Linked DNA regions of Homo sapiens: region 1 is linked to region 2. The links are chromatin contacts, found by Hi-C or POLR2A ChIA-PET in ENCODE. All regions are on one chromosome and are shown on one strand. Each heading gives the region's core, a stretch centred on a gene start or an enhancer-like site at or near the end of the contact. The rest is flanking DNA. Distances are from core to core; before and after follow the strand shown.

Evidence for each region. A loop is a pair of places that touch in the nucleus more often than their neighbours do. ChIA-PET counts read pairs that join two places held with the same protein, here RNA polymerase II (POLR2A). Pooled maps may share reads with other maps.
Region 1: a map of colonic mucosa shows a loop between it and region 2 (2.0-fold over the local background). The contact joins two enhancer-like sites. A Hi-C loop is called at or near these places in 4 of 168 maps with a recorded cell type or tissue (Right ventricle myocardium inferior, colonic mucosa, heart left ventricle and 1 more) and 9 of 50 pooled maps. POLR2A ChIA-PET finds 5 or more read pairs at or near these places in 1 of 52 experiments (OCI-LY7).

The regions. Positions count from the first base shown.
Region 1 is chr4:155,581,386-155,585,708 of GRCh38, reverse strand. No RefSeq gene overlaps it. Among named protein-coding and RNA genes, the nearest start is that of GUCY1A1, 83 kb to the left of the region's middle. Within about 2 kb of position 2,653, at least 2 of the 41 ENCODE cell types and tissues checked have a DNase peak (open chromatin) inside an H3K27ac peak, as active enhancers do.
Region 2 is chr4:155,528,989-155,533,252 of GRCh38, reverse strand. No RefSeq gene overlaps it. Among named protein-coding and RNA genes, the nearest start is that of GUCY1A1, 140 kb to the left of the region's middle. Within about 2 kb of position 2,817, at least 2 of the 41 ENCODE cell types and tissues checked have a DNase peak (open chromatin) inside an H3K27ac peak, as active enhancers do.

The DNA.
Region 1 (4,323 bases), core at 1,404-3,903, 53 kb before region 2:
TAATAGGGTGCAAGTAAAATTATGACAGAATAACACAAAAATCTGGACCGTTGCAGGGAAACTCACATGTGTGGTCATTCCACTTAAATCTAGGAACTCAGCATCTTTGTAGCCAGCGCTGGCTACTGGATGCTGGTGAAGCTGGAAACACTGAGCTGAGTGTTGAGGCTTGTGAGATGCACCGCTCAGTCATTCCTCCAGGTTTTGCTAATCCACCAGGGTGCTGCAAGGGAGCTGGACATAGATCTACAATACCAAAAGTCCCATGGACCTAGTCTCCATCCAGACATAAGGAACCTCATCATTACTCTCCAAGTTTGAGCCTTCCCATATTCAAAGTACATGTGGATTCTCTTGTCCTTACTTGTAAAATATCCTCAAGAGTTCAGGCTTTAAGAATATAAAAGGTAGGTAGAAACAGAAAATGTTTTTTAGGTACATTTAACTGTTATCTACACAATAAAATTTAGCTCTTTTGTGAGAGTGGCAAATAATTCCTTTCTTCTCCTCATTATTTCAGAATTATTTGAGAGGTAGACAGAGATTACCAAGAGAGAGATCATTAGGCCAGCTGTATTACTGATAAAGCTGATTGGAGAGGTGGTTTTAGATGTGTGGCCAAATGCACTAGTAAATACTTTACATCTTGACAATTAGACCTATTCATCCACTTAGTAACCAGCATACTGGACAACTTCAGGTCTCCTCAGAAGGGACAGAGCCCCCTGAGAGAAGGTCAGAACATGAATGGGTAGAGGATGTGACAGGCTGGTTTCAAAAGACAGAGTCTAGAAGGGGCTCCAATCCTACCCCACGGAGAAATTACTTTTTCTTCTATTGTGAGTGCTGTGGTCTCAATGTATGTGCTCCTCCAAAATTCATATGTTGGAATTTAGACCCTGAAGTGATGGTATGAAGAGGTGGGGCTTTTGGGGAAGTGATTTAACAATGAGGGCTTTGCCCTCATGAATTGATGAGTACTTTCTAAAAGTAGTCAAAGGGAGTGTGCTTGTCCCTTTTTAGCCCCTTCCACCATGAGAGGATACAGTAAGGGAGAGGAGCCCTTGCCAGACACTGAATCTGCTAATTCCCTCTTGGACTTCTCAGTCTCTGTAACTGTGAGAAGATTCATTTCTGTTTTGTTATAAATTATCCAAAGTATTTTGGTTTAGCAGCACAAATGAACTAAGAGAATGAGCTTCAAGGCAAAAGGAGCTTTCCCATAGGAGCTTTCATCTCTAATTTTTCAGCAGCAAAAACAAATACACAAAAAACCAACAAGTTAATATTTCAGTGCATAATTTTGCCTAAACCATGGGCTTTCTGAGTACAAACCTTTAAAAAAGAAGATAACTCTCTTGTCCTAATGTTTAGTTAGTTCATAGTAGGTTTTTATTTTCATTATCATTATCATTATCATTATCATTATCATTATCATTATCATTATTTGAGACAGAGTCTCCCTCTGTTACCTAAGCTGGAGTGCAGTGGTGCGATCTCGGCTCACTGCAACCTCTGCCTCCCGGATTCAAGCGATTCTCCTGCCTCAGCCTCCGAGGTAGCTGGGACTACAGACCCATGCCACCACGCCCGGCTAATTTTTGTATTTTTGGTAGAGACGATGTTTTGCCATGTTGGCCAGGCTGGTCTCGAACTTCTGACCTCATGTGATCCACCCCGCCTTGGCCTCCCAAAGTGCTGGGATTACAAGCGTGAGCCCTCAGCCCAGCCAAGTTTTCAATATATATTAGTTATGCATGCCTGCATGAACAAATGAATCATGACTTTTTCATTTTATTTCCCTAAACAGAAACTTTCAGTTGACTTAATTGAATTTATAAGTTATTTCTTATCCTAGAATCCAGCACGTTTTTATCTTGTCCTAAGAAAACTTACCACATTATCTTCTACACTTGCCAATATAATCTTTCCATTCCTGTCCAATGGATCTAGTGAAAATTAGTTGTGCCATGCTCACTTTCATTTTATGATTGTTTAGATTGTATTACTTTTTTCCCTGTTGTAATCCTCTACATCATTCTTCAATCTCGTGTTGAAACTACATATTTTTTCTCATAAATTGCTTATTAAGGAAGCCAAAGTTTTCTCTTCTCCTCAGACTACTATAACTTATACTGATTCATGCAACTCAATTGTTACTTTTCAAATATTTCCTTGTTTGGCTGCCATATATATTTTTTCTCTTCAATTAATAAAATTCTTGAGAATAAGAAACATACCTACATTTTTCCCCCTTGCTTTCATGCCTAGAAGAGCACTGAGCAGATAATAACTGCTAAGTACATCTCACCGACGGTGTTAAATAAACAAAAGCCTGACATGCTACGTAGTTTCCTGCCTGTGCTCTGCAGTTTAATGGCCAACAGAAGGTCTTTTGTGGCAATTTATGTTTCTGAGTCAAGAGCATTGTAATCAAACATCCTCCAAACGAAGTCAGAAGTTAAACTCCTGCCACTGTCTTCCCCTTTTCCAAGCACAGAAGACTATTTTTCTAAGGAAATTCTGAGAAATTATCTTTCATCATAATTAGTACATAATTCCAACTCAGTTAACCTTTGCATGTTACATGATAACATCTCCTTGGTTTAGCTTCAGGAAGTGATGATGTCATACAGTGTAGGTGGGGAGCATATACTATTACAACACTTTTGGAGGACAACCTAGCAATGATATCACATGCCTGAAAATGTATAAAATCTTGGCTATTAAGTTCTGGTTTCTTATCCTGAGGGATTAGTCAGAAATATGTGCAGGATTTAGATGAGAATTTTGTGACATTATGAAAAGTGGAAAACAAGTTCTATGTCAAGAAATAAAGATTGATAAAATAAACTAATATATGTATCGTGTATGTGTGTTATGTGTCAACATAAATGGTTATGAAAAATAAAATAATTTTATCTGTATAAGAGTAAAAAAAGATGAAAATTTTAAAAATTAAAAATTGATTAAGAAATGCAAAATATGCAAACATAACAGATAAAATGGAGGAAGTTATAAACATTTACACAATGGTGATACTGGTGTTTATCACTAGATAAGTGGAGTGATATGTATTTTTCTCTTATTCAATTACTATTATCCTATATTTATTTTGGTTACCTTGGGTTGCTCTGGAAATGAGTAAAAACAGAATTCATTTTAAATTAAAACAAAGGTATTAAAGTATGTAATTGTCTAGGACATTTGAAAAAGATCTATATATTCAATCAATTTAATAACACTTGTGAATACCCAATTAATTCCGGAGAGGGGTTGTGAGGTGGGGTTCACACACTTTTGAGGTAAATGGGCTCTAGGTCGAATAAAAGGATGAAGTTATCAAGGTTTGAAAAATATTTTTTACCTGGGTACACTGGAAAAATCTATCCTTTCCTAGAAGCTAATGGCCTTTATGCACAGCAATCTGCTACAGCAGCCTGCACAATTTTATTTGCCTCCTCCAGATGATGTGCATACTAATTAGTCATGAGAATTCCCTTTTCACAAGGTCAAAGAGTTAATGTTAGAAGCATGGTTTATAGGCACTTCTTTCTTTCTACAAACAATGATAAACTCTCACATTTTGCTTATTATAAATAAGTTTAAAATAACATTGAAAAATAAATATTTTAACAAAGAAAATTAGGGCATTAAGAGGGAGAGACTGGATAATGTGTTCATGGAAGAGGCCTGTAGATTTTATAACAATAATAGTTATCATTTTCATAGTATCTTTTGTCCTGCCTTCATGACAATATTTTAAACAATAGTTACTTAAGATTTTTGAGTGAATTTAATGAATTTCTTATTGTTGCTTTATTCATTAATGTCTAGGTCATTCATTAATTCATGGCATACTTACAGGCAACTTCAGTACTATTGTGGATTCAGTTCTAGACCACTCCAATAAGGCTAATATTGCAATAAAGCAAATCGCAGTAATTTTGTTTGCCAGTGCACATATAAGTTATATTTATACTATAATCTATTCAGTGCACAATGGCATTAAATCTTAAAAAAATGGACATATCTTAACCAAAAATACTTTATTGCTAAAAACTGCTAACAGTCATCTGAGTTTTCTTTTTCCTAGTGAAAGGTCTTGCTTTGAAGTTGATGGCAGCTGATGGATCAGGGTGGTGGTTGCTGAAGACTGGGGTGGATGTGCCAATTTCTTAAACCTACAATGAAGTTGCCTCATTGATTGAGTCTTTGTTTCATGAAAGATTTCTCTGTAGTATGTGATGCTACTAGATAACATTTTACCCATAGTGGAACTTATTTCAAAATTGGAGTAAATTATTTCAAATCTTGATGCTG
Region 2 (4,264 bases), core at 1,568-4,067:
AGGAGGGCATAATGAAGCATGTTTGACCCTCCATTCCTGTCATGGCCTGAACCAGTTTTTCAGATTAACCTTGAAGTGCCCTGGCTCAGAGGAGGGATCCATTCAAGTGGTTGGGGGCCTTATAATTTTATTTTTGGCTTACAATGTTTATAATAATGAGGGATAAAAAAGGAAATAAACTTTCTCCTTGTATGTGTGGAGCTGTGGATGGATCTGAAACAATGTGTGGCCCATGATGCTCTCAGCTGCCTATCTCCAGTGCACCCCCATAAATACAGTTTCCAGAGCAGCTGGAGGAACAACTGGGACACAAGGAGATTAGTGAATATTCATTAATTTTAGCTGCTGCCAAGGTGAATCTTCCCAAATCCTGATTATGTTTGTTTAAGTGAAACATCTGCCAATAAAAGGGAGGCATGTTTATAGTAACGGCAGCTCCATGGCTTCTGTTCTCTGAATAATCATAATACTGACACTGACTGTATTGCCTTGTCCTTGGCAATTTTCTTTTGTTCTTTTTTTATTATTACAGAGTAATAAACTCTGTAAAGTGAACTTTCTCATGCTACTGGGATTGCTAGCAGTTACAGCAATAAAAGAGCTGTTTGTTGTCTTTCCATTTGGAAAATGGTTGGTGGGAGCAAGGGAAGCACTCAGGAAGCAACCGGGTTTGCTAACATAAACCACACTCGAGCATTTCTGTCCAGAGTTTATACACTAACCAGGGATGAACCAGCTGAGAATTGTGGGAACATGCTGTATATACTCACAGATACGAGCAGCCCAAGTGTGAATTGTCCTGTGTTTTCAATATTTCAGTAACAGTAATAAATATGAAGTCAATGATGAGGAGATAGAGCTGTGGAAGATATGCGAATAGATTTCATCTGTATTTCCTGAGTATTATTGTTTCCATTGTTTATCCATAACTTTATTTGAATAAAAATGGGCTATTATAAGAACATAAAACTTGAGGTCTTCCATGTTTCCATTCAACAAATACCTTAGGGCCCATTTTGTGAAGTATCCTTTCTTGAAGGGTGACTAAGATGAGTCATACATAGTCTCTGGCTTCATGGAAATTTCAGTCTAGTAGAAGTGGAAGAAAGGCAGGTGCATATCTACTTGTTTGTACCAAGCACACAGTCCATATAAATCATCAGGCCAGGCAGTGAGGATACAACAGCAGCTAATAATAACACAAAATGCCACACAATGTGTGGTTTGAAACAAGAGAAATCCACTCTCTCATGGTTCTGGAGACTAGTAGTTGGAAATCAACATGTTGATAGGACCATGCTCCCTCTGAAGCCTCCAGTGAAGGATCCTTCCTTGCCTCTACCAGGCTCTGGTAGCCCCAGGGGTTCCTTGACTTGTGGCAACATAGCCCTGATCTCTGCCTCTGTCTTCACATGGCTGTCTTCCTTATGTGTTTGCATTTTCACATCATCCTCCTCTAAAGACACCAATCATATTTGATTAGGGCACACTCGACTTTGGTATGACCTAATCAGAAATAATTACATCAGTACTGACCCTATTTCCAAATAAATTCATATTCCAAGGTACTGGGGGTTAGTACTTCAAAATATCTCTCTGTGGAGGGACATAATTTAACCCATGACATGGAACACTTAGGGAAATATGCTATGTATAAAAGTGGAACAATCACACGTCTGTAGAAAATAATGAGATATAAAAATAAATGAAGACTTGAAAAAGAATTTTGAACAACTTGAGCCTTAGGTGGACAAGGGAGAGGAAGAGACTTGTAATCCTAGTTATCTGGCCCATCATTGGTGGTCACCTTGAAACCAGTCTTGTTCTGAATTTGAGAATGTTGATCTCTCCCCCCACCCACTAAACACTTCTGTACTTCGTTGCCCGTGAAGTCCACAGTAGAAGGGCCTGGGTCCCTGAGCTCCACTATCAGATCTCCCAAACTGGAGGCTGACCTGCTTGAATTCCTGCCAACACTCTGCCTTGAGAATTTCCTAGTTACTTATTTCAGTTAGAACAGGACTGAAATCCAAGTTGCAGCTGTGCTCAGATCTCACCTTAAAGTACTGAAATGCCATCAGTCCTGGGTTCAGTTCTTAGTCCTACATCACTATGTAATAGTCTTTGGAGAAACTTCCTCTGACAGCGCCCCTGTGTTCAGCTTCCTTAGCTTTGCCTACATTTGTGGGTTGGCCAATATGTGGCCCTTCCTTCTATTACTCAGCCCCGGTGTTGGTGGGTGGAAGGGAGAAAACAGATCTGGAAGATGCATTTATTATTACGTGTGGAACAATGGGCAGTCTGGAGAGTACACGTAGAATGGTGGGCAGGCAGTATGATATTACACGGAGCATGGACAGGACTTGGGGGAGTCAGATCAATAGATAATAATTTTGGACTTAAGGTACTGCAAGAGATTCATGTTATCAAAATCAATTAATATAAAAGGTGGGCTTACTTAGGAAGTTTTAGTTTCTAATGAATAAAAACTGAATATGCAATCAATACTACCCAAAAAACCTGCATGCTCAATATAATAGTGCACTTTTAGTTTTCTCCTTTTTAAAGGAAGCACATATCACCTGTTTAAACACTCCAACACAAATGATGTTGCTTGCGGCTTTTCAGAACAACGAGCTAGTTTATTTTGAAAATGGACCATATTATTTATTTGCCAGCAGACAATTTATCTACAGGAAATGATTATACACAAATACTCACAATGGCTTATTCAACAGGAATCCTGTCTTAAAACAGGTATTTCCAGTGGTATTCTTCCATGAATAAATACAATGCCCACTGAAATACAAAGTTCTCACGAATGGCATGGTGCAAACAGGATTCAATAGTACCAATGGGGTTCAGAGTCACTGTGACATTACTTAGCAGAAAGAATCACTTTTGCAAAGCCACCTCCATGAGGTTTGGTTAAGAAACTTGTAATCAGTACCTCAGGTGTTTACTCATCAGTGTTGATTATAATTTTAAAAGATAAAATACACACACCACACTCTATTACATTAAAAAAAGTTTAAACTCTTTTTGTTTCTGAAAATAATAGTATAATTCTTCCCCCTCTAGAATATTTATCATCAAGTTTATTTTCACAAATAAATCACTTAATAAATTGTTTCTCTTTGATTCAACTCGCTTATGAGGTTTTTTCCCTCCATGCTTTAATTTTGAAATATTAAATGACTGTACAAAATGATCAAAAAAATCTGGTCTATTGTTTTATGTGGATACTTTCCAGATTAAAGAACATTTATGGGTTTTTTGGCAATAAAACTTATCTGCTTCTGGAATCCTTGCATTTCCTAGTAAGAGCTGCATTTACTCAACCACTACCATGTTGTTATACTGATAATGAAGTATGCTATGGTCAGAAAACATTTTTCATTTTTATGTTTTGCTAAATATTCACCAACACTGCAAAGTTTTTCTTCATTTGGTTTTCAAAACGCCTGCCTGGAAAAGATAAATTTTTAGGAAGTACGAGAGATAGAAAAAAAAAAAAACTTTAAAGAGTAGATTAAGAAAGATTGTTTCAAGTAAGAAGAGAAACTTGGAGGTCTGCATGATTCATGATGATAACGATAAATAAATCCACCTAGGACAGGTAGAGTACTAAGAAGAATCCAGGAAGTAAAGGCATTCTTAACAAGATCTAAATGTAGTGGTTGATATGCCAAGCCCTGCACATAAATGCTTTGATTTAATTTTTCCTCCAATTTTATGTAGTAGATACCATTATGTTTACTTCGTAGCTATTAAATTGAGAAACAGAATAAATTGCCTAAACTACCACAGCTGGGAAAATTAAGACTTGATTGCCTGCCCCATGACCACTGTGCAATAACGCCCCCTGGAGAAAAGGAGGTTACAAGCCAGATCCTAAGAGCTATAAGATTGTTTAAAATTTTTTGCAGCTTTGGGTGAATAGGGAAAATTACCAGTTAGTTCATGCAGATGTTAGTAGTTTGTTCTCCCTTGGAGAAACACAGAAGTAATAATATTGAATAAAGTCATCATTACTTTGATTTCTATTTAAATATAAATTCTCTCTAAGAAAATAAGTGACAAATAAGAATGCTTATAAATAGGATTTCTTTTTCTTTCTACTTTTTCCCCTTTCTCACTTGCACTTAAGGTGCTGAAAGTGGAGTTCATTGTACTCTTCACTGATATTAGTGGTCTTCATAAGTCCTGTCTCTCTTATTTTCTCTTCATCCTTGTAATGTGTTTAATGAATCCTCTAGGATAT